Regions from separate parts of the Homo sapiens genome. Here region 2 is linked to region 1. Evidence: read pairs that join two places in POLR2A ChIA-PET (ENCODE). Cell type or tissue: HCT116. All regions are shown on one strand.

Region 1 (2,500 bases):
TAAAAATTATTTACTGGAGGCCTATTTGGTGCCAGGCACTGTGCTAGGTGTTGGAATACACTGGTGAAAAAGATAAGGTCCTATCCTTTTGGGATGCTACTGGGGGAAGACGGATTATAAATAAGTAAATAACACCTGCATGCTTACTGGCATGCTGTGGTGAGCAATTATAGGAAACAAAGGTAGGGCTGGGGCCCAGCACTTTGGGAGGCTGAGGTGGGCAGATCATTTGAGGCCAAGGGTTCAAGACCAGCCAGGCCAACATGGTAAAACCCCATCTCTACTAAAAATACAAAAGAATTAGCTGGGTGTGGCCGGGCATGGTGGCTGATGCCTGTAATCCCAGCACTTTGGGAGGCCGGGGCAGGCGAATCATGAGGTCAGGAGATTGAGATCATCCTGGCTAACACGATGAAACCCCGTCTCTACTAAAAATACAAAAAATTAGCTGGGCGTGGTGGCGGGCGCCTGTAGTCCCAGCTATTCGGGAGGCTGAGGCAGGAGAATGGCGTGAACCCGGGAGGCGGAGCTTGCAGTGAGCCAAGATCGCGCCACTGCACTCCAGCCTGGGCGACAGACAGAGACTCCATCTCAAAAAAAAAAAAAAAAAAAAGAATTAGCTGGGTGTGATGGCACATGCCTATAATACCAGCTACTCAGGAAGCTGAGGCATGAGAATCGCTTGAACCTGGGAGGCAGAGGTTGCAGTGAGCAGAGACCGTGCCACTGCACTCCTGCCTGGGTGACAGAGGGAGACTCTGTCTCAACAAAAGAAAAAAGAAAAGGGGCTGGGTTAGATAGTTCTGGAGGTGGGTGCTCTAGACAGGATGGCAGGAAAGACCCTGAAGGGGTGACCCTGAGGCCAAAGTCTGAAAGGAAAGAGGAAGGTAAGAGAATTCCAGGCAGGGGAAACAGCAAGTGCAAGGATCTCAGGTAAGGCAAGAAAAGGAAAGGAGATCTATGTTAGCAGAACACAGTGAGGGGCACAGCAGCATGGCAGGGGGAGCTGCGCCCAGCGCCTGGTCAGTGGGAGGTATTTAAAAAGGGGAATGACATGATCTGATTTATGATTTTAAAAGCTGGTCACTTAGGCTTCTGTGTGAAAAATGGACTGCAGACAACCCAGAGTGGATACTGGGGGGCCTGTTAGGAAAGAGGTGATGGTGGCTAGAGTGGGAACTATGGCTATGGGGTGAGGTGAATGCACTCCAGATATATCCCGGAAGTAGAATGCACAGGACAAACTGATAGCCTGCATGTGAGAGGTTGGGAAGAGGACTCAAACATGACTCTTGGCAAATGAGTGCATGGTAGGGCCACTGACTTGGATGGGGAAGACGGAAGGCAGGTGAGAGCTGGAAGGCATATCAAGAGCTCCATGTATTGACGAGAGTCAGAAGCTCCAAGAAAGATCTGAGCTAGAAATTAAAGTGTGGGCATCATGGGCATATCGATGGCATTTGAAGCCATGGGAGGGTGGGGAGGAGTTGCAGGTGGGACAGTATTACCTAGGAAGACAGTGTGGACAGAGAAAAGGAACCAGGACCAGTCCCTGGGCAACCCCATGATTAGGAGTAAGAAGAAAAGCAGGAAACAGTGGGGCCAGAGGAGCTGAGAGGGGTGTTGTTTTGAGGAGAGGGAGTGGTCATTTGTTAGGAATGCTGCTGAGAGAGGTGAAGTGAGGTGAGGCTGAGATCTGGCAACCCCCTGGTCACCCAAGACCCTGGCAGTTTTGGTGCAGAGGTGAGGCAGAAGCAAGACTGTAGAGTATGGAGAGTGAACAAATGGCAGGAGAAAGTGAATGGAGCCAGTGGGTTTGGATGTATCTTCTGAGGTGTTTTCAGGTGAAGAAGAGCAAAGAAGTGAAACAGGAGAGGGATGTAGGAGGGAGGGAGATCTCCTTTTTAAGATGAGAGCAACTAAAGCTATGCTATCCAATATGGTGGCCACTAGCTACATGTGGCTATTTAAATTTAGATTAAGTTAAAAATTCAGGTCCTCAGTCTCAACAACCACATTTCAAGTGTCCAATAACCACATGTGCTGGTGGCTGCCACGCAGATACAGAACATTTCCAGCAGTGCAGAAAGTTCTGTTGGTCAGATGTATGCTCCTATACTGATGGAGAAGACCCCGGAGAGAAAGGTGGTTAGGAAGGAGAGACAATCTCTGAAAAGATGGGAGGAGGAAGGGATGGAATGGAGGCTACCCCAGAAGAAGGGGCCCCTAGTAGGAAGAGATGAGGGACAGGTCATCCAGCACAGCAGGCAGGTAGGAGAAGGTAGCAGCAGCTGCATACTAGACTAGGTGGTGGCAAAATGAAGACATTCCCTTGGTCAAAGGTGCCTATCTTGTCAATTGAAAGGGAAGCCACGGGGTGTGCCTAGGAAGGGGAGAGGTCTGGAAAGGGGAATAGGTATGAAATAGTTGCCTTAGGGAGTAAGAACACAAACTCACTGGAGAGGCCACACTTAACACAGAACACTTCGCAGAAGAGAAG
Region 2 (2,500 bases), 420 kb before region 1:
AAAGTGCTGTTTTTGCCTTAAAATTTCGTGTGTCTTGAAAACTACAGTATTAAATACTATAGCATGCAAATAATGGGCATGCTTGGCATGAGATAATCTGTTTTTATTGTTACAAAATTGTAACTATGTAAGTGTGTTTATTAAAAGAACAAACAAAGTTATGGGATGAAAGAGTTACGGGATAAAAAATGTGGAAAAGTGTGTCAAAAAAAGTAGAAAAAATTGTATGAAAAGTTATTTAAAAAGTTATGGAAAAGAAGTTATGGGATTAAAAAAAGTCACGGGATATAAATAAAAATAAATAAAAGCAGGCCCCTTCCAGCATAAGCCTGGAGAAGTGGGTCTGGACTCTCCGCCCCCACCATGTCCCTACCACCCCTTCCCAGTCACCTCTTTACCTTTAGGGTAGCAAGACCCCTGTCTAATGGGGGGAGACAGACCCTTTGCCACCTTGACCAGGGCTGAGTCCTTAAATTTCTGGACGATGATGCTTGTTATTTAAGAGCCAGAGGCTGGTGGAGTTGGTTTGTTTGGAGTAGGCCTGATGGCCTCTCTACTCTTGCCAAAGCAACTTTTCCCTCAGGGGAGCTCCCATCTTCTTATTCAGAGAGGCAGCTGAGGCAGGACAGTGGGGCTAACAGTAGACCAGGCAAGGGCATGGGCTGCTGGGGTGACCCCCCCTTCCCCAGTGTATATATTGTATCTGCGTAACATTTTGTATATTCTGGGGAGTGGGGCTGCCCCTGTATCGTACCTAGTGGAGGTTGGAGCTGGCATATAGGGAGGAGGATCTAATAATTATTTGCATCTGGGAAACGTATTTATTGCTAGCATAGGACATAGGAAGGAGGCGGGGATGGGGTCGTGGCTCCCTTGGTGATGCGACTCCTGTTTATTTTGCTTTTCATTTTGGAATAAATGGATTTAGCCATACTGCTCAGCCTGGTGTGTTCCCGTTTCCTTCACTGGGTCCTGGAGTTTGTCCCACTGAATGAGGAGCCCCAGAGTGTCTGAGCATGTCCAGCTGGGCTGTTGGGGACCTTCCAGGCCTGTTACCTGTATGCTGCCTGGTGACACCTGGTGGATTTCATGGGGACTGCCATAGCACCTATGGAGCACAGTACGGCCCTGACAGCCAACAGGCTCAGAAGCCTGATCTAGCAGTGGCCGGGAAGTCAGATACCAGCACCCAAGGGCACTGACTTCCATCCACCCCAGGCATCTTCCCTTCCGTCCCCTTGCCTCCTTCTCCTGTCTGCACTGGGTGGCCTGTTCTGTCTGTCCCTCCAGAATGCCGGCTGCCCCTCAGTCTCCCTCCAGGCTGAGATCATGACCCTGACCCCTAGTGGCCGGAGCTGGCTTCACAGGATAAAAGCCAGCTAAGCTCCAGGGACTTTCCAGGAAAAGTGTCCCTTGGAAAGGATGTGGTCTTTTCACTTGCTCCCAACAGCACCTAAACATGGCTTGGCCTTTCCCCTCCCCTGAGCTCCACAGAGAACACAGCCAGCAGAGGACACATTCTCCGTCATCCGGAAATGGGTTTGATTCTCAGCCGAGGGACAGCAGGACTGGTAGAGACTGTCAGGCCACATGGCTGCCTGCACAGCACCCCCATGCTTGGTGGAGGGTGGGAGGGATGGCGGGGGCTGGCTGTCCACAGGCTGGGCATGACAGGGAGTCTCACTGGAGGTGGCACACTTTGGAGGGGCGATGTCAGGGGACAGCTTTCTCTTGCTGGACCACAAGACTCCAAAAGGACAGCACAGGGACTTATTCTTAGTGCTAGAGGCGAGGCGGTCGGCCATGTGTAACTGCATATATATATATAGCTATTTATAGAACAGGGCAGGGGCATACCACAGAGGGGGCACAAGTTTTCAGCAACGGTCACACCTGGATGTGTCAGCTCACCACTACAACAGACTAAGTCACAGATGAAGAGGGCTGGCTTTGGGGCTGGAGAGCCACTGTCAAGTCATAGTACACCTGCTCAGGCAGGCTTGGAAAGGGAAGTCTCCAAGTAGAGGAGGGATCTGTTTAGAGGTCAAAGTGGGGCCTGGGGCTCTCAGGACGGGATGGACTTGCCTGACCCGATCAGCTGGCAAGTGGAGAGAAAGCAGAGAGAAAACAGGAGAGAGAAAAGCAAGCGGATTGCTGGTGAGGCAAGTGCAGAGCATGGGAGTGACACAGCAGCTGTGGGAGGGCTGGGGACGGGAGGGCACAGGTGCGGGTGTGTAGTAAGGTTCCTGGAAAAGGGGCTGGAAGGGAAAGGGGAGGAGGATGGAGGGGGAAGCCGGAGCTTCACAGGTAGTGCCTGGGGGCTGCAGCGGCCCTCCCCACCCCACACACGCCTCTCCCATGGCATCCAGGCAGTGCACCCACAGTTCAGACCAATGCTCAGCCCCGTCAGGCTTCCCTTTTCTCTGGTCACCCTGTCTTCCAACCCACTGGCCCAGGGCCACCCCTCGCCTTGGGGAGCCCCAAGCAACAGCCACCAGGC

The links. Peaks named below come from ENCODE experiments on the same cell type or tissue, not always from the same donor. Only the 100,000 strongest peaks of a DNase experiment are listed, where the experiment ranks them.
Region 2: POLR2A ChIA-PET joins it to region 1 with 5 read pairs; 2 of 35 experiments call an interaction of 5 or more read pairs at or near these places.

The regions. Positions count from the first base shown.
Region 1 is chr15:82,947,798-82,950,297 of GRCh38, forward strand. All of the region lies in intron 1 of HOMER2 (homer scaffold protein 2), which reads right to left. Among named protein-coding and RNA genes, the nearest start is that of HOMER2, 3.7 kb to the right of the region's middle. In HCT116, no CTCF peak of the experiment used is centred here; no DNase peak of the experiment used is centred here.
Region 2 is chr15:82,529,615-82,532,114 of GRCh38, forward strand. It overlaps the pseudogene DNM1P38. Among named protein-coding and RNA genes, the nearest start is that of RPS17, 9.6 kb to the right of the region's middle. In HCT116, a CTCF peak has its summit at 1,324 (motif pointing left); a DNase peak (open chromatin) is centred at 1,127; H3K4me3 peaks cover 364 bases; H3K27ac peaks cover 542 bases.